2 separate regions of the Homo sapiens genome follow, and region 2 is linked to region 1. A link is an interaction called in ENCODE POLR2A ChIA-PET data of the cell type or tissue named here. Cell type or tissue: GM12878. All regions are shown on one strand. Each heading gives the region's core, and the rest is flanking DNA. Links, peaks and the distances in the headings are about the cores only.

Region 1 (10,132 bases), core at 1,751-6,750:
TGAATTTCTTAGTATTGTCATTATTATTTAGAGATGCGCTCCCACTCTGTACCCCAGACTGGAGTGCAGTGGTGTGATCATAGTTTACTGCAGCCTTGACCTCCTGGGCTCAAGCGATCCTTCTGCCTCAGCCTTGAAAGTAACTGGTACTACAGAAATATGCCACCACGCCTGGCTAATTTTTTTTTTTTTTCTCCACAGGGTGAGTTCTATGCCTGGGGAATTAAAACAATTTTTTTTTTAAAAGAGATAAGGTCTTTCTGTGTTGCACAGACTGGTCTTGACCTCCTGGCCTCAAGTGATCCCCATGCATCAGCCTCCTCAGTAGCTGAGATTACAGGCATGAGCCACTGTTCCCATCTCCATTTGCTGAGTTTTGACCAATGAATGCACTTATGTAATAAGTATACGCTTCTGCTTTAGACTACAAGCCCCTGTTAAGATAAAGAACATCTCCGTGACCCCTGCAAAATCCCCTTATGCCCCTTCCCAGATAATCCCCACCTCCACTCCATCCCCAAAGGCAATCATGGTTTTGATATTTTTATACCTTTACTTTAAATTTTCAGGATGGATGACAGGTGTGTGCTGGGAGGGACCTTAGTTAAATTTTGTGATTGGCGGCTAGAATTGAAAAAAAACAAAAACAAAAACAAAAAAACAAAAAAATACCTCATTGCGGCCAGGCGTGGTGGCTCATGCCTGTAATCCCAGCACTTTGGGAGGCCAAGGTGGGCGGATAGCTTGAGGTCAGGAGTTTGAGACCAGCCTGGCCAACATAGTGAAACCCCATCTCTACTAAAAATACAAAACTTAGCCCAATGTGGTAGTGGGCACCTGTAATCTTAACTACCTGGGAGGCTGAGGCAGGAGAATTGCTGGAACCAGGAGGTTGTAGTGAGCTGAGATGGCACCACTTTACTCCAGCCTGGGCAACAGAGCAAGACTCCATCTTAAAAAAAAAAAAGAAAACCTCGTTGCTCCCTCCTGTGGAATATGGATACCTAATTAACATGATCACATACAGCAATGACTGGCTTGGAGGGGAGGAGGCATCCTCAGTGCTGAAAGGTGGGACAATGTCCACTGAGGGCTCTGGTCCTAGCACTGAATGAGCCAGGCTCTTTCAATTCCTGGATAAGCACTTGTTCACCCATTGTATGTGGACCACTTACCCTGGCTGCCTCATGTAGGATGCTGTTGGCTGCAAGTAAGAGAAGAATAAATTCCAAACATCTTAAAACAATAAGGATGCCAGGCACAGTGGCTCGTGCCTGTAATCCCAGCACTTTGGGAGGCCGAGGCAGGCAGATCGCGAGGTCAGGAGATTGAGATCATCCTGGCTAACACGGTGAAACCCCGTCTCTACTAAAAATCCAAAAAAATAACTAGGCATGGTGGCGGTCGCCTGTAGTCCCAGCTACTCGGGAGGCTGAGGCAGGAGAATGGCGTGAACTCAGGAGATTGAGATCATCCTGGCTAACACGGTGAAACCCCGTCTCTACTAAAAATCCAAAAAAATAACTAGGCATGGTGGCGGTCGCCTGTAGTCCCAGCTACTCGGGAGGCTGAGGCAGGAGAATGGCGTGAACTCAGGAGGTGGATCTTGCAGTGAGCCGAGATCGCGCCACTGCACTCCCGCCTGGGGGACAGAGCCAGACTCCATCTCAAAAAAAAAAAGCAATAAGGACACGTATTATTTTACAGAACTGCTGGTCCCCCAAAGGCGGGGAGGTTCTCCAGGGGTCAATGCATCAGTTGAATGATGTTCTTATAGACTCAGGCTCCTCAGCATGTGGGCAATGTCATCCCTCACGGTGGTAACGTGGCTGCCACAGCCCCAGCCATCATTTCCTATAGGTGCAAAGCATCACAACCGTATACTTCCTCTTGCTAAAATCCTACTCTACCCATTTCCTTTCTGTATTTTCAGTGTTTAGCCTCTCTGATTCTGCTCTTACTACTAACTCATGAGATTTCAACTCATGGCGACTATAGGTGCTCCGAAGTGCTAATGAAAGAAATTGCAGAAAGAAAAGAAGAAAAATGATGTCTTTCTCTGTGGCTTCAGAATCATCCTCAGCATCATAAAACTCTGTTTGCAAATATTCTTTGCAGGCCGCAGGGACTTCAGAGATCATCAGTATGTCTTGTCAAAGAAACTTTAACATTCCAGCATCTGTGATTCTGGGACTAATACTTAAATTGCATGTAGATTCTGAAAAGGATAAATATTTGTGAATTTTTTGTTAAACCAGAGGAATATTTTTACTACCCCCTCTTCTTCAACGTGGATGAAAGAGAAAGCAAAAACACGTGATGCTGTTAGAACTCTGCTCTAGACTAAGAGTTTGAGAGCCCAGCTTAAGCCAGCAAATGCCTCCTCACACTGCCACATTCTCTCTGCGAGGAAAAGAAAAAGTTTATTTCTCTTACATTATTATTTTTTTCTTTTTTTGAGATAGGATCTCGCTGTGTCACACAGGCTGGAGTGCAGTGGTGTGATTATGACTCACTGCAGCCTTGATCTCCCAGGTTCAGGTGATTCTCCCTCCTCAGCTTCCTTAGTAGCCAGGAATACAGGCACACACCGCCACGCCTGGCAAATTTTGTGTATCTTTTTAAAATTTTTTTGGAGATGGGGTCTTGCTATGTTGCTCAGGCTGGTCTCGAACTCCTGGGCTCAAGCGATCCTCCTGCCTTGGCCTCCCAAAATGCTGGGATTACAGGTGTGAGCCACCACACCTGGCCTCCTACAGTACTTTTCTTTTTCTTTTGAGATGAAGTCTCACTCTGTCACCCAGGCTGGAGTGTAGTGGTGCAATGTCCACTCACTGCAACCTCCGCCTCCCAGGTTCAAGTGATTCTCCTGCCTCAGCTTCCTGAGTAGCTGGGACTACAGGTGCACACCACCATGCCCAGCTAATTTTTGTATTTTTAAAAATAGAAATGGGGTTTCATCATGTTGTCCAGGCTGGTCTCGAACTCCTGACCTCAAGTGATCTGCCCATCTTGGCCTCCCAAAGTGCTGGGATTACAGGCCTGAGTCAACATGCCTGGCCTCCTACAGTACTTTTTAAGAGCAAAAACATTTTACCCCAGATGCCTTCCACTAGCCAGCCCCCAGCAGACTCCCCCTCCAAGTCAGTCACTGCTGTGACTTCTCCTTGGCCAGGAGTGTGTCCCAGCCTTTTCCAGAACCAATCACCAACAAGAAGACAGGAGAACTATGCCTGGCTTAGATCACTCAGAGGCTGAGGGTACTTTTTCTGAACACATGGTCAGAGCTAATAAACAGGCTAATAAAATTAAGGCTCTGCTTACAAAGAAGTAAAGGAAAATGGGCTTGCTTATTAATAATGCAGATTCCCAATTCCTGCTGCTAGTTGCACGGCTGCTTCTGTAGACACTCTGCCTCCGTCTGGCCTGGCACTTTGATCTTGTTTTTATGCCTCAGGATGAACGAACCTCAAACACCCAGGCTTCTTAGAATAGAAGGTCCTAGAGGAGGAGTGGTTTCTGAGAGAAGGAAGCACCTGCCCGCATCTCTTAAAAGGAAAGTACCTAAGCTTGACTGCCTGCTTATCTTTGAGGTTTTATTATCAATCAGGCCTTCTGGCACAAGTGATTAAAACCCAAACTAGCTTAAGTACAAAGAGAATGTATTGGTTCTTAGAATGGAAAGTCTCGGATTTCAGGTATGGCTGGATCCAGGTGCCCCTGCAATACACTCAGGATTATGCCTCTCTCCCTCTCACCTCTGCTGTCCTCAATATTGACTTCATTTTCATGCAGCAAAGATGACCTCCAGCAGTTCCAGGCTTAGAGCATAGCAGATAAGTAACCATAGCAGAAAAAGAAACACCACTTTCCCAATAGTTCCAGCAAAAGTCCTGCAGCTGTCTCTCATTGGCTTTACTTGGAATGGCGTGTTCATTTCTGGATCTGGGAAATGTAGTTGGCTGTGTCCGAATCACATAGACTAAGAGCAGGGGAGGCTGGTTCCCAAAGAAAATGAGAAGGGTAAACGAATGCCCGTCAGGCTAATCTCTCTCTTGTGTGTAGAGAGAGCCCCGGAGAGCATCAACCTGTCCTGTTTTACCATGAAGAGCATTCAAAAGCTAACAGGGTGATAGGGGTTTAGTAAGTTGGGAGTGGTCAGGGAGAGGTCTTGGAAGAGACAGTGTTGAAAGCAAAGCCTTGAGAGATAAGAAGTCAGTGTTTTAGGCGGCAGGACCTGTGAGGGCAAAACACCTGAGAAAAATCAATATTTGACAAATGAGTGGCTAAATGAATGAATGAATGAGTGAATGATTAAATGAATGAGTGGGTGAATGACTATAGACAGACACTGTAGACAAAGAGCCCCATCTTCTTGCTCAGAAGGACCCACCAGCCCCTGTAGTAATGGGAGAGCTGGAGTTGGGCTGCAGACCTTGCAGGGAAAATGGAGAGGGAGAGAAGGAGGAGGGGAGAGGAGGGAAGGAGGGAAAGAGCCACTCGGACTCCGCAGGAGCCAGGAGGAAGGGCCAGATGGACCCTACCTGGGAGACTACATCCAACGTTTCTCTCCTTGAGGGTCCTGGGCTGCCTGGAAACCCTCCCCTCTCCACAGCCTCCATTCCCTGCCCCTTCCCTCCCCCGCCTTACTCTCACTTCCTCTTTTCTGTTCCTCTTGCATACCAAGCTAGCTCTCGTCTCAGGCCTTTGTGCTTGCTGTTCCCTCTGCCTGGAACACCCTTCTCTAAGAACTTCACAGCCCTCAGGTCTCAGCCAAGAGTCCCCTCCACCAAGCAGCCCTCCCTGACCACCCCAACTGAATTACCCATCCCTCTACGCCCACAGCCTCTTCCAAATCACACCACCCTGCATACCTTCCTCTCTCTGAAAATGTCATGTTTGTGAATCTGTTGTGGTCACAGTTGTCACCCTGTCAGAGGCGTTTGAACCAGAGCAACCCCATCTTGAGTAGGGGCCAGGTAAAATGAGGCTGAGACTTACTGGGCTGCATCCCCAGATGGTTAAGGCATTCTGAGTCACAGGGTGAGATAGGAGGTCAACACAAGATGCAGGTCATAAAGACCTTGCTGATAAAACAGGATGCAATAAAGAAGCCAGATAATACCCATCAAAACCAAGATGGCCACGAGAGTGACCTCTGGTCGTCCTCACTGCTACACTCCCACCAGCGCCATGACAGTTTACAAATACCATGGCGATGTCGGGAAGTTACCCTCTATGGTCTAAAAAGGGGAGAAATGAATAATCCACCCCTTGTGTAGCATATCATCAAGAAATAACCATAAAAATGGGCAACCAGCAGTCCTCGGGGCTGCTCTGTCTATGGAGTAGCCATTCTTTATTCCTTTATTTTCCTAATAAACTTGCTTTCACTTTATGGACCTGCCCTGAATTCTCTCTTGTGGGAATCCAAGAACCCTCTCTTGGGGTCTGGATCGGGACTCCTTTCCTGTAACACTATTATTACTGACTTATGAATATTCTAGGGTTGTTGCGAAGTCTGGGTGCGAGTCAGGCACAGTGTTTACCTGCTTGGCCCTGCAGTGTCCAGCCAGGTTCGTGGCCTCCTGCCTCTGTGACCCTGTTCAAGTGACCTCCCTGCTCTGGGACTGTCTGTTCCCCCATAATATGGAGACCTCTATATTGCTCTTCTATACCTCATGTCTGTCTTTTACACACACACACACACACACACGTGTGTGTGCATGGCTGTGGTGCAGGTTTAATGACCTCATGCAGATGTCTAGAGCATGGTTCTAGGCAGAAAATGGAAAAGTATTTATAATATAATTAGTTCAACCAGCTACAATATAGACAGGGGTTTCCTGGCAGGCCATGTGACTTCAGTAATGGCCTGGGTCTGGCTTCGCCTTTAACCCTCTTCCTAGCCTCCCCTCAGCTCTCAAGGGTCAGCTAGGGGCCATCGCCCTGCATGTAGGGAGGCTGGACGGCAGAAAGCATGAACCCCATGATGCTCCCTGTCCTGCCCTGCCCATGCTGTCACCAAGTGGGGCAGCTAGACTGAAAGGGCTTCCACAACTCTGGGGTGGGCACCAACAGCCAGGGGAGCTGGAGATTGAAGGGTAACATTGCAGACTGGAATAGGAAGTTCCCTGGCCTCCAAGCCAGGCCTCACTAGGACTCTCCTGCCCTCAAATCTGGAAGCTCAGTGTCTTCACCCTTTAGGTCTCTGGGGGATAGGAGACAGAGACTTAGGAGGGTCCAGGGGAAAAGAATTTCCAAGTAATAACATGGAAAATAAAACAAAGCTACTAAACCAAAGGATATTGCTATCAACCACAGTAGCTTTCACACTTTTGTTGTTAACTGTAAGAGAGTCATTTGACATCACAACCTAGAATATATACTTTGAACCAAAAATAAAATCCTGAGCCCCCCAACTAACTAAGTGGACCCCCTTCTGGGCCAAAGGGACCCCAGAGACATCTGAACAACTGAATTCTAGCCATGAAGAAATGGGAGGTGCACATGCCTCATTCTAGCCCCTCCCTTCTGGAGTTTAGGCCCAACTGACCAACATTAACATTAAAATACAGATCACAGGACTGACAGAGTAGACTCTTTATGGCAATCAGATCCCAAATTCCAAGCTGACCCTGGTCACATGTTCTCTGAGCGCTGCCACTTAGGAGACTTCATCTGCATAACAAGGGCCTTGTCTTCTACAACCCCTTATGTTAGCTCAAGCATTCTTTTCTAAGGACTTCTTCAGTCTTTAGGCAAAGCTTAACTCTTCCAACCAAATGGCAATCAGAAAGTCTTTGAATCCGCCTGTAAGCCCTGTTCCCCACCCTCTGACTCAAGATATCCCACCTCTTTAGGCTGAACCAATGTACACCTTCCGTGTATTGATTTATGTCTTTGCCTGTAACTCCTGTCTCCCTAAAATGTATAAAACCAAACTGTAACCTGACCCCCTCAGGCACATGTTCTCAGGATCTCTTGAGACTGTACCCCAGGCCATGGCCACTCTTATAGGCTCAGAATAAACCTCTTTAAATATTTCACAAAGTTTGGCTTTTCTGTCAACAATACACACTCACAATAAGAGTTTACCAAAGTAACACTTACTTAAGGCTGGAGACAAACTCTGATACTCTGAAATTTCTTTTTTCTTCTACTTAATTCCATTTCAGAAAAAAATTGCTGGTTAGGACCTTCTAAATTGATCTCATGAACCACTAACGAGTCACTACTCACAGCATGCAAAGCTCTAATTACACACTAGAAAGTATGTTTTAACACCAGGGGAAAATGGGAAAGTTTTACTCATAGAATATTCCTTTGCATTACACTGAATGTATTTTACTTGATAGAAAATGCTGTACTTTTGCTTAAAGCTAATTTCTACAGCAGACAGATGGAGAGTATACCATGGATAGGCACAGGCAGAGGAGGCTCTGCTTTCTGGGCCTAACTTCATTCATTCATTCCACAAATCTGTACCAGGTGTTGGAGGGTCAGCAGCAGTGGCGTGCTGTATTAATCTGTTCTCACACTGCTAATAAAGACATACCTGAAGGCTGGGTGCAGTGGCTCACGCCTGTAATCCTCGGGGAGGCCGAGGCGGGAAGATCATGAGATCAGGAGACCGAGACCATCCTGGCTAACATTGTGAAACCCTGTCTCTACTAAAAATACAAAAAATTAGACGGGCATGGTGGCGGATGCCTGTAGTCCCAGCTACTCGGGAGGCTGAGGAAGGAGAATGGCATGAACCTGGGAGGCGGAGCTTGCAGTGAGCTGAGATTGCGCCACTGCATTCCAGCCTGGGCAACAGAGCGAGACTCTCTCTCAAAAAAAAAAAAAAAAAAAAAAAGACGTACCGGAGACTGGGTAATTTATAAAGAAAAGAGGTTTAATTGACTCACAGTTCAGCATGGCTAGGGAGACCTCAGGAAACTTACAATCATGGTGGAAGGGAAAGCAAACATGTTCTTCTTCACCTGGTGCAAGAGAGAGAAGTGCTGAGCCAAAGGGGGAAAAGCCCCTTATAAAACCATCAAATCTCATGAGAACACACTCGCTATCATGAGAACAGCATGAGGGTAACCTCCTCCATGATTCAGTTACCTCCCACTGCGTTCCTCCCCCTGACACATGGGGATTATGGGAACTACAATTCAAGATGAGATTTAGGTGGGGACACAGCCAAACCATATTATGTGCTGAAGCCAGTTTATCCCAACTCACAAGAGCCCTTTGTTAAGTTTTTCAGGAGTTATGGTTGAACTCACATTGGTAGCTTGAAATCAGTCGTGGTGGAAGATTTATACTACGGAATCAGCAACTCTATAAGTCAGCATCCCCCAGCCCCTACAAGGGTTGTCAAACCTTTATGAGCACACTGCTAGTCAGCAGTGACCAAGACCTGGTCCCTGCCCTGGCACAGGCTGTCCTAAAAGGACGGGGGCACACTTTACTCAACCACAAAAACACATATAAACACGTGCCTTATGTGTGCTATGTTCTATACACCTGCTATGAAGGAGAAGTATAGGAATTCATGAGAGAAGATAACAGAAGGAATTCGAACAAGGCTTCTCCAAGGACACGAAGTTTGAGCAGAGACTTAAAGGATGAGGGGATTTAACTAGACAAAGAATGCGGGGAACAGTATTTCAATGAGAAGGAATAGTGTGTACAAAAGACCAGTGCTGAGAGAGGATGGTGAGTCTGCACAGCATAGCTGGAGTGGAGAGGATGTAGCAGCAGAGTGAGAGATGGAGATACCAGGCTGCAGATGTGAGCATCCCGGCCACGCGGGATCTGAGGCAGCACGAGGCCTCTGGTTTTTATGCAAAGAGCAATTCTCACAAAGCTACTCCCGCATTGCCATGCCCTCTTTTACACCTCGTCCTATCGGATTCTGCAAACTAGATTTATGGTGCAGATTGCACTCACTGTCCTCTTCACAGATGCAGAGGAGAGGAGACATCTCCATCTCCTCCTGACATGACTTTTGCTAACCTGCATTTTAGAAGTCAGCCTCTGAAAGGTCAGACGTGAACATGATAAGAAAAAAAAAAATCCACAGCACTGAAAAGCTCATCATTTCACTGGCAGTAAAATAAGAAGCATTTACTTTATAGTTTTTCTTCAGCCTAAAGTGAGCTTTGAGGTGATGTCAGGAGGTAATTAAGGTGGGAGCTAATCAGCCCACACCAAGAAGATACTTTGAGGGCAGCCAGGAAAGCCTCCAAGTAACAATCGAAGAAACCAGGGGTTGGCGGTGAAAGGGCACAGCTGCTTCTAGCATCTGCTAGTCTTACAGTGAGAGAAACAGAGCTCCACTTACCTGTGACCACAGAGGGCAGGAGGACTGTTAGGTGGCAATTATGAGGGGGCACTTCTAGCCCAAAATAAAGAAGGTCTTTCCTGACTAGCCAGAGGCAGGACCCCTCCCATTCAGCATTGCAAGAGGTTGTGCTTAGATAACCTGGACGGGTCCAAATTGGGGGATTCAATGTCTCCCTCTCCCATTCCCATGCCCGGGAAGTCATCTCAGCCACTATTGTCAGGAAGCGGTGGACACTCCCTTCCTAACAATGCTTCTTGCTTGTTGTATAACCTTGAGGTGGCTGCCTAAGCTCTCTGATCTAAACTAAACTGATCATCTAAAACTGGGGGCAGCTGGGCACGGAGGCTCACACCTGTAATCCCAGCACTTTGGGAGGCCGAGGCGGGCAGATCACTTGAGGTCAGGAGTTTGAGACTAGCCTGGCCAACATGGTGAAATCCCGTCTCTACTAAAAATACAAAATTAGCCGGGCATGGTGGCGGGTGCCTATAATCCCAGCTACTCAGGAGGCTGAGGAAGGAGAATCACTTGAACCCGGGAGGCAGAGGTTGCAAAGAGCCAAGATCGCACCACTGCAGTCCAGCCTGGGCGACAAGAGTGAGACTCTGTCTCAAAAAATAAATAAATAAAACGGGGGGCAATTTTAGTAGCCACCTCATAGGGTTGTTTTGAGGATTATAAGGTACAATGTGTATAGTGTTTGAAGAGCATCTGGTGCATAGTAAGTCCTCGACAAAGTTAGCTACCATCGGTAATAGTATTTCCAGCCTCCCTGCTCTTCCCCCAAAT
Region 2 (10,132 bases), core at 3,418-8,417, 800 kb after region 1:
CTATTTTTATAAATTATACCTGCTGGGTATGTCATTTCCTCTGAGGCCTTTCTGATAGCCTACCTAAAATAGCTCTATTTTTTCCTCATTTATCACTTATGGGAATCATACAGGTTTGTTTTTAATCTCCCCCACTAGTCACAGTGGCTCAAGCCTGTAACTCCAGCACTTTGGGAGGCTGAAGCGGGCAGATCATTTGAAGTCAGGAGTTCGATACCAGCCTGACCAACATGGTAAAACTCCGTCTCCACTAAAAATACAAAAAGTAGTCAGGCGTGGTGGCGCTGTAATCCTAGATACTCGGGAGGCTGAGGCAGGAGACTCTTAAACTTGGGAGGCGGAGATTGCAGTGAGCCAGGATCACGTCACTGCACTCCAGCCTGGGTGGCAGGGCGAGACTCCATCCCAGAAAAATAAAAATAAATTAAAAAATAAAAATAAATATATGGGCCAAGGGTCGTGGCTGATGCCGGTAATCCCATCACTTTGGAAGGCCGTGGCAGGAGGATCACTTGAGGCCAGGAGTTTGAGAGCAGACTGGGCAACATGATCAGATCCCATCTCTACAAAATACATTTTTTAAAAATTAGCCAAACATGGTGGCACACTCCTGTAGTTCTAGCTACTTGGGAGGATCGATTGAGCCCAAGAGGTAGTTGTTACAGTGAGCAATGATCACGCCACTGCACTCCAGGGTGGACAACAGACTGAGACCCTCTCTCTAAAAAAATATTTTTTTAATAATAATAATAGTCCAGGCACAGTGGCTCATGCCTGTAATCCTAGAACAAACTCTGGGAAGCCAAGGCAGGTGGATGGCTTGAACCCAGAAGTTTGGAACCAGCCTGGCCAACATGGTGAAATACCATTTCTAAAAAAATATACAAAAATTAGTTGGGCATGGTGGTACATGCCTGTAGTCCCAGCTACTTGGGAGGCTGAAGTGGGAGGATCACTTGAGCCCAGGAGGTCAAGGTGCACTGAGCTATGATTGATCACACCACTGCACTCCAGCCTGAGCAACAGAGCAAGACCCTGCCCCCAAAAAAAAAAAAAAAAAAAAAAAAAAAAGCCAGGCATGGTGGCTCACACTTGTATCTCAGAACTTTGGGAGGCTGAGGTGGGCAGATTACGTGAGGCCAGCAGTTCGAGACCAGTCTGGCCAACATGGTGAAACCCCATCTCTACTAAAATACAAAAAAATCAGCTGGGCAGGGTGGCGGGCACCTGTAATCCCAGCTACTTGGGAGGCTGAGGCAGGAGAATGGCTTAAACCCAAGAGGTGGAGGTTGCATTGAGCCAAGATCACGCCACTACACTCCAGCCTGGGCGACAGAGCGCGACTCCCTCTCAAAGAAAAAAAAAAATTAAATAATAATAATAATAAAGGCTATGAGAACATGGACTTCATCTGTGCCGTTTCTTGCTATATCTGCAGCACCTACAAATACCAGCAACTGGCATGCAGAATAGACTTCGTAAGTATTTGTTAGACAAGTGAGTGCACTTTACCTTACTGAATCCTCCTACACATCCTATAAAGTAGGTATTAGGTCCTATAAAGCAGGTATTAGGTTCTCTCTTGGTTTGGGGAATACTGTAGGTTTTGCTTTTCTCATATTTTCCTGTGTTTTCCAAACTAATATGTATTCCTTTATAATCAAGGAAAACAATAAAAGGAACTGTGCCTTTTTTTACCTCAAAATCTGCTCCTGACAAGCAGCAATTCGCTTCATGAATTTGTAAAACGTCTGATCTCCACTTTTAATTATGGTCTTCTCATATTTTTCATCACCATCATTAGGAAGGCTAAAAACAGAAGCAGAAAACACTTTTGAATGTCTATATCCAGAAAATTACAGCATTTGCAAGACAAAACAAGATAATTTTCTTTTAAAAAATTTTATCAGGGCAGGCGCAGTGGCTCACGCCTGTAATCTCAGCACTTTGGGAGGCCGAGGCAGGCAGATCACAAGGTCAGGAGATCGAGACCATCCTGGCCAACATGGTGAAACCCCATCTCTACTAAAAAATGCAAAAAATTGGCTGGGCATGGTGGCTTGCGCCTATAGTCCCAGCTACTCAGCAGGCTGAGGCAGAGGAAATCGCTTGAACCCGGGAAGCGGAAGTTGCAGTGAGCCGAGATCGTGCCATGCCACTACACTCCAGCCTGGTGACAGAATGAGACTCCATCTCAAAAAAAAAAAAAAAAAAAAAATCAATCACGCCTTTAATCCCAGCACTTTGGGAGGCCGAGGTGAGCAGATCACCTGAGGTCAGGAGCTTGAAACCAGCCTGGCCAACATCTTGAAACCCCATCTCTAATAAAAGTACAAAAAATTAGCCAGGCGTGGTGGCGGGCGCCTGTAATCCCAGCTCCTTGGGAGGCTGAGGCAGGAGAATCACTTGAACCCAGGAGATGGAGGTTGCAGTGAGCCAAGATTGCGCTATTGCACTCCAGCCTGGGCAAGAAGAGTGAAACTCCGTCTCAAAAAAAAATTTCTCAGGCCAGTGCAGTGGGCTCACGCCTGTAATCCCAGCACTTTGGGAGGCCGAGGCAGGCGGATCACTTGAGCTCAGGAGTTCAAAACCATCCTGGGCAATCTGGCAGAACCTTGTCTCTACAAAAAAATACAAAAATTAGCTGGGCATGGTGGCATGCACCTGTGGTCCCGGCTATTCCAGAGGCAAGGCTGTGGTGAGCCGTGAGCACACCATTGCACTACAGCCTGGATAACAGTGTGAGACCCTGTCTCAAAAAGAAAAAAAAAAAAAAACTGTCAAAGTTAAAAAACTGTAAAACTGTCAAGTAATTTTTTTTTTTTTTTGAGAGGGAGTCTCCCTCTGTCACCCAGGCTGGAGTGCAATGGTGCAATCTTGGCTCACTGCAACCTCCACCTCCTGGGTTCAAGCAATTCTCCTGCCTCAGCCTCCTGAGTAGCTGGGATTGCAAGTGTGCGCCAACACGTCCAGCTAATTTTTGTATTTTTAGTAAAGACAAGGTTTCACCACGTCGGCCAGGCTGGTCTCCAACTCCTGACCTCAAGTGATCCATCTCGGCCTCCCAAAGTGCTGGAATTATAGGAGTGAGCCACCGCACTCAGCCAAAAACTGTCAAGTAAATATTTTTGATATTTAAATTGTGTACATGTAGCTCTGCAGTTCCCTGCCCAACCCTTCTCCCAAGCCATTTTCAACTCTTGAGTAATTATTTACAATTTAAAAAGTCGCAGGGCACAGTGGCTCACACCTGTAATCTCAACACTTTGGAAGGCCGAGGCAGGTGGATCACGAGGTCAAAAGATCGAGACCATCCTGGCCAACATGGTGAAACCCTGTCTCTACTAAAAATACAAAAATTAGCTGGGCATGGTGGTATGCACTTGTAATCCTAGCTATTCAGGAGGCTAAGGGAGGAGAATTGCTTAAACCTGGGAGGTGGAGGTTGCAATGAGCTGAGATTGAGCCACTGTACTCCAGCCTGGCAACAGAGCGAGATTCTGTCTCAAATATATATATTTTCATATATATTTTTTAATATATATATTTTATTATTTATTTTATATATATATATATATATATGTATTTTTCATCTGGGTGCGGTGGCTCACGCCTGCAATCCCAGCACTTTGGGAGGCCAAGGAGAGTGGGTCACTTGAGGTTAGGAGTTTGAGACCAGCCTGGCCAACATGGTGAAGCCCCATCTCTACTAAAAATACAAAAATTAACCGGGTGTGGTGGCGGGTACCTGTAATCCCAGCTACTTGGGAGGCTGAGGCAGGAGGATCATTTGAAACTGGGAGCTGGAGGTTGCAGTGAGCCATTATCACACCGCTGTACTCCAGCCTGGGTGACAAAGTGAGACTCTGTCTCAAAAAAACCAAAAATTTTTTTAATTAGCTGAGTTTGGTGGCACACACCTGTAGTCCCAGCTATGGGGAAAGCTGAGGCCAGAGGATCCCCTGAGGCCAGGAGTTTGAGGCTGCAGTAAACCATGAGCAGGCTGGGCGTGGTGGCTAATACCTGTAATCCCGGCACTTTGGGAGGTCGAGGTGGGCGGATCACGTGGGGCCAGAACTCCAAGAAGAGCCCGGCCAGTATGGCAAAAGCCCATCTCTACTAAAAAGAAAATACAAAAATTAGCTGGGTGAAGTGGCGCACGCCTATGGTCCCAGCTACTCGGGAGGCTGAGACATGAGAGCTGCTTAAGCCGGCGAGGGAGAGGTTGCAGTGAGCCGAGAACGTGCCACTGCACTCCAACCTGGGCAACAGAGCAAGACTGTCTCAAAAAAAAAAAAAAAAGGCCATAACCACACCACACCACTGCAGTTCAGCCTGGGAAACAAAGCAAGATCCCATCTCTAAAAAAAAAAAAAAAAAAAAGAAGAATACTCTAGTCTGAAGAAACCCACCAAAAATAAGCAAATACATAAAAACTTAAGAAATTAAAAAATAAAAAATCCTGCCGGGCGCGGTGGCTCACACCTGTAATCCCGGCACTTTGGGAGGCCAAGGCAGGTGGATCACGAGGTCAAGAGATTGAGACTATCCTGGTCAACATGGTGAAACCCCGTCTCTACTAATAATACAAAAATTAGCTGGGTGTGGTGGCGCGCACCTGTAGTCCCAGCTACTTGGGAGGCTGAGGCAAGAAAATTGCTTGAACCCAGGAAGGGGAGGTTGCAGTGAGCCGAGATCGCACCACTGCACTCCAGCCTGGCAAGAGAGCCCATATCACACACACACAAAAATAAATAAATAAATAAATAAATAAATAAATAAAAAATAAAAAGTCCTTATAACCATCAATTCTATTAAGGATTATTTTCAAACACCAACATGTCTTCATGCATTCCCCTTCATCATTATTCTGAAAAAGCCTACAAATGAAACAGTTCTGGTAAAGAACCAGGCCATTTCTCCAAATATTCTATTGTAATTTTTTTATTCTAATAGTAAAAAATGCTGGGTGCAGTGGCTAAAACAAATTTTTAGGCCAGGCACAATGGCTCACGCCTGTAATCCCAGCACTTTGGGAGGCTGAGGTGGGTGGATCACCTGAGGTCAGGAGTTCGAGACCAGCCTGACCAACATAGTGAAACCCCATCTCTACTAAAAATACAAAAATTAGCTGGGCATGGTGGCACATGGCTATAATCCCAGCTACTTGGGAGGCTGAGGTAGGAGAACTGCTTAAACCTGAGAGGTGGAGGTTGCAGTGAGCCGAGATCGTGCCATTGCACTCCAGCCTGGGTAACAACAGCGAAACTCAAAAAATTTTAATTGGTCAGACATGGTGGTGTGCACCTGTACTCCCAGCTACTTGGGAAACTAAGATAGATTGCCTGAGCCCAGGAGTTCAAGGCTGCATGAGCTTTGATCACACCAATTCACTCCAGCGTGGGTGACAGAGTGAGACCCTGTCTCTCTCAGTCAATCAATAAGCAAAAATGATCATTCTTACCTCTTTAGAGAGCTTTGGTTTATAAAGCCTTTCAAGATCTACCCTCTCGCTTAACTCTCAAAAAATCATGGGATGAAACAGAGAACAGAGATATCACCATCACTCTCATTTTACAGAATTGAGGATCTGAAAGCATCTCTGAGGTCCTGGGCCAGTTCTGGAGCCACAGCCAAGAGTCAATAAACAAATGGCGTTTTTCTTTTCCTTTTTCCATTTTTTCACCCCAATCTTATTATCCCAGATCAAATGGTAGTTTTCTAACTTGCCTGTCTCTGCTATAAAGACATATTAGAAATATAAAAGAAAATTTAAGAGTCAGTGAACGCGTCTTCTATAAATACTTGCCATCTCTAACTTCTGTTTGTTCATCTTCACTTTCTTAACGGCAATTATAAATAGAGCAGGGTTTTCAAGCTAACTCAAGTTGGCTGATAAGGAAGTGAAGCAAAAAGGTCCTACATACAAGTTCTGCCTGAAAGTTTCCCCAGGTCCTGTGGTGAAACTGAAGGGTAACTCTTGTGGCTGCTTCCCAATCCAGTCACCTCTCAACCTCAGCAGCACACATCCTCACCTTTGGGAAAGCAACTGATCCATGGCAATGCCTTCTCTCTGCTGATAGTCCCTCAGAAGGCTGTGGGCATGATCCAGGTTGACAAAGTCCCTGTAATCATCCTCATCTGCAACACAGATGTAGTAGGGCAGGAAGAGCGGCAGCCCAGGAGGCACAGGATGGGCAGCACCCAGGACAGCATCCTGCAGGCGGAGGTCTTGGAGCCGAGCAGTCCAGTCTACGTCTTTGGCACTGCTGGCATCATTCCCAAAATCCAAGGTAAACTGTGGTGAAGGCCCCTCCTCAGTATCACTTCCCCAGTCATCAGCACCTTCACACCAGTCCTCAGCTGCAAGGCTGTTTCCCTGTTTCTGGAAAAATACTCAGTGAATGAGGTCCGAGCACATTTGGGAGGTTTATTCTAATCCTTCGGCTCCAGCCACCCACCGCCGCGCCTTCCAGAGGGAGCCTTCACACCATCCCCTTCCCCTCTGGTACACTCCAATCAAACTTTCTAGACCCTATGTACTCAAAAGCACGTTGGAGGTGACTTAAAATACTTGTCTTTCCTTTTTGGGGTGAGTGTGACAGATATAGTACAGGGGTTATTCAACCATCCGTTCCAATATCTTTCTGTTGTGCTTCATGTATTGCAGGAACTGAAAAGAAAGAACTACCTTTCCCAGACCCCTTAGCAGCTAGGGTTTCAGATATGATTAGGGGTCTGCTAATCAGGTCTACTAGAGAGAAACATGAACTTGAGACAGAGTGAAGTAGAAAGAAAGACCACATAGCAAAAGGTAGCCATTGTGTAGACACAGACAGAACAAGGCTTTGGAGCCAACGGTTCGGTGGCAAAGACAGCCTCTAGTTCACCAGATCACACCTAAGCTTCCTGACAGCAGGAGAGGTGGCATAGCAGCTCCTTCACGGCCAGTTCTGAGGTGTGATTCTGGAGGGCATTCCTGGAGCCTCCTCCTTCAGCCTATCCACTTACTAAAAACCTCACTCCTGTGTTAAGTCTGTCTCAGCTTAAAAGCCAGGCATGGTGGCACGTGCCCGTAATCCAGCTACTCAGGAGGCTGAGGCAGGAGAATCGCTTGAACCCGGGAGGCGGAGGTTGCAGTGAGCCAAGATCACACCACTGCACTCCAGCCTGGGTGACAGAGCGACACTCGGTCTCAAAAAAAAAAAGAAAAAGCAACAGCACTTTTCTAATTATCTGCACCTGAACCCTGACAAATATAGGCAAACACCACTGTCTTCAACTTTTTATTTAAGTACTGCTAATACTATGCCTAGCAAACATCAAGAACTGGGTGCAGGCCGGGCCCAGTGTCTCACGCCTGTAATCCCAGCATTTTGGGAGGTTGAGGTGGGCGGACTGTTTGAGTCCAGGAGTTCAAGAACAGCCTGGGCAACATGACAAAATCCCATCTATACAAAAAATATGAAAATCAGCTGGGCATGGTGGCACGTGCCTGTAATCCCATCTACTCAGGAGGCTGACGTGGGAGAATGGCTTGGGCCCAAGAGGCAGAGATCATGCCACTGCACTCCAGCCTGGGTGACCAGAATGCAACCCCATCTCAAAAAACAAACAAACAAACAAACAAACTCAGTGTATATATAAAGACACATTTACAGTCAAAGGGAGGCTAAATTGTGTTCTGCAGCTACCAACTTGCCTGCCTTTTCAATAAATTCAGATTTCATCTTATGAAATGTGTTAATACATATATAGCTCTCATAAAGTATATTTACTATAAAGACACGTATACATTATCACATACAACCACATATATGTACACACCCATATATATTCCCAAACAGGAAAATCAGTAAACTGTGTGTCTCAAGACCTTCAGTGTAAGTTTAAAAAAACTACTATATATACAATGGAATATTTTTCACCCTTAAAAAAAAAAAGGAAATTCTGTCATTTGTGACAACATGGATGGAACTGGAGAACATTTTGCTAAGGGAAATAAGCCAGACACAAAGACAAATGCTGCATGTATTCACTTATATGTGGAATCTAAAACAACCTCAAAGAAGTAGAGAGTAGAGTGGTGGTTAAAGAAATCTGGAGTGGCCAGGTGTGGTGGCTCACGCCTGTAATCCCAGCACCTCAGGAAGCCAAGGCGGGTGGATCACGAGGTAAAGAGATCGACACCATCCTGGCTACACGGTGAAACCCCATCTCTACTAAAAATACAAAAATTAGCTGGGCATGGTGGTGTGTGCCTGTAGTCCCAGGTACTCAGGAGGCTGAGGCAGGAGAATTGCTCGAACCTGGGAGGCGGAGGCTGCAGTGAGCCAAGATTGTGCTACTGCACTCCGGCCTGGCAACAAAGCGAAACTCCATCTCAAAGAAAAAAAAAAATCTGGAGTGAGCCGGGCATGGTGGCTCACGCCTGTAATCCCAGCACTTTGGGAGGCCGAGGCGGGTGGGTTGCCTGAGGTCAGGAGTTCAAGACCAGCCTGGCCAACATGGTGAAACCCTTTCTCTACTAAAAATATAAAAATTAGCTGGGCGTGGTGGCGAGTGCCTGTAATCCCAGCTACTAGGGAGGCTGAGGCAGGCAGGATAAGCGCTTGCATCCGGGAGGTGGAGGTTGCAGTGAGCTGAGATTGTGCCATTGCACTCCAGCATGGGCAACAAGAGCGAAACTCGGTCTCAAAAAAAAAAAAAAAAAAAAAAAGGAAGAAAGAAACCTGGAGCGGGAAGAATAAGGAGATGACGGTCAAAGAATACAAAACCTCAGTTATTCAGGAGGAATGTGGGTTTTTTTTAAGTTCTACTGCACAGCATGAATATAGTTAATAATAGAGTATTGTGGCTGGGCACAGGGGCTCAAGCCTGTAATCCCAGCACTTTGGGAGGCCGAGGTGGGTGGATGACAAGGTCACGAGATCAATACCATCCTGGCTAACATGGTGAAACCCTGTCTCTACTAAAAATTTAAAAAAATGAAAAAATTAGCTGGCCGTGGTGGCGGGCGCCTGTGGTCCCAGCTACTCTGGAGGCTGAGGCAGAATGGTGTGAACCCAGGAGGTGGAGCTTGCAGTGAGCAGAGACGGCGCCACTGCACTCCAGCCTGGGCAACAGAGCAAGACTCCGTCTCAAAAAAAAAAAAAAATAAGAGTATTGTGTATCTCCAAATTGCTAGAGGAAATTTCAAATGTTCTCACAAGATGTTAAGTATTTGAGGTGATGAATGCATTAACTAGCTTCATTTAATTATTCCACATGATATTCATGAATCATAGCCATCACTTTATACCTCATAAATTTATACATTATTATAAACTGTCAATTTACAGTTAAAAAAAAAAGTTGAAGAAATCCAGGAGGAAGTCTCCATCTCCCTTTTGTTTTTTTGGCAGGGGACAGGGTCTGGCTTTGTGGCCCAGGCCGGAGTGCAGTGGCACAAGTGTAGGTCACTGCAGCCTCAACCTCCTAGACTCAAGCAATCCTCCTACCTCAGCCTCCTGAGTAGCTGGCACTACAGTTGCGTGGCCATCATGCCTGGCTAATTTGTTTACTTTTTATAGAGACGATGTTTTGCTATGTTGCCCAGACTGCTCTCCCAACGTTTTTTTTTTCTTTTGTTTTGTTTTGTTTTGTTTTTACGGAGTCTGTCACCCACGCTGGAGTGCAGTGGCATGATCTCAGCTCACTGCAATCTCTGTCTCCCGGGTTCAAGCGATTCTCCTGCCTCAACCTCCCTTGTAGCTGGGATTACAGGTGTCTGCCACCATGCCCGGCTAATTTTTTGTTTTTGTTTTTAATAGAGACGGGGTTTCGCCATGTTGGCCAGGCTGGTCTCGAACTTCTGACCTCAGGAGATCCGCCCGCCTCGGCCTCCCAAAGTGCTGGGATTACAGGCGTAAGCCACCGCGCCCAGCCTGGTCTCCAACTTCTGAGCTCAAGCAATCCTCCCACTTCAGCCTCTCAAAAAACGGTGGGATCACAGGCGTGAGCCACCATGCTGGGCCTCCATCTCCTTTTAACAAAGGAGTTAGAAAATAAAAATAAAGTAAAATAGAAGAAAAAAAAAACTCTCACAAAACCTTAAGAAAGGCCGGGCGCGGTGGCTCATGCCTGTAATCCC

The links. Peaks named below come from ENCODE experiments on the same cell type or tissue, not always from the same donor. Only the 100,000 strongest peaks of a DNase experiment are listed, where the experiment ranks them.
Region 2: POLR2A ChIA-PET joins it to region 1 with 5 read pairs; 1 of 35 experiments calls an interaction of 5 or more read pairs at or near these places.

What each region holds. Positions count from the first base shown.
Region 1 is chr19:35,200,019-35,210,150 of GRCh38, reverse strand. LOC105372379 (a long non-coding RNA gene) reads right to left here and starts at 5,030. Exons shown (of 3, transcript XR_935938.2): 1 at 4,875-5,030; 2 at 3,759-3,998. RefSeq lists enhancers at 4,371-4,540, 5,516-6,033, 6,034-6,551, 6,552-7,069. In GM12878, for the core only: no CTCF peak of the experiment used is centred there; DNase peaks (open chromatin) are centred at 3,560 and 4,720; H3K4me3 peaks cover 1,318 bases; H3K27ac peaks cover 3,037 bases.
Region 2 is chr19:34,405,414-34,415,545 of GRCh38, reverse strand. It overlaps PDCD2L (programmed cell death 2 like), which reads right to left. Exons shown (of 7, transcript NM_032346.2): 4 at 6,036-6,385; 5 at 1,699-1,809. Among named protein-coding and RNA genes, the nearest start is that of PDCD2L, 6.1 kb to the right of the region's middle. In GM12878, for the core only: no CTCF peak of the experiment used is centred there; a DNase peak (open chromatin) is centred at 5,960; H3K4me3 peaks cover 445 bases; H3K27ac peaks cover 2,064 bases.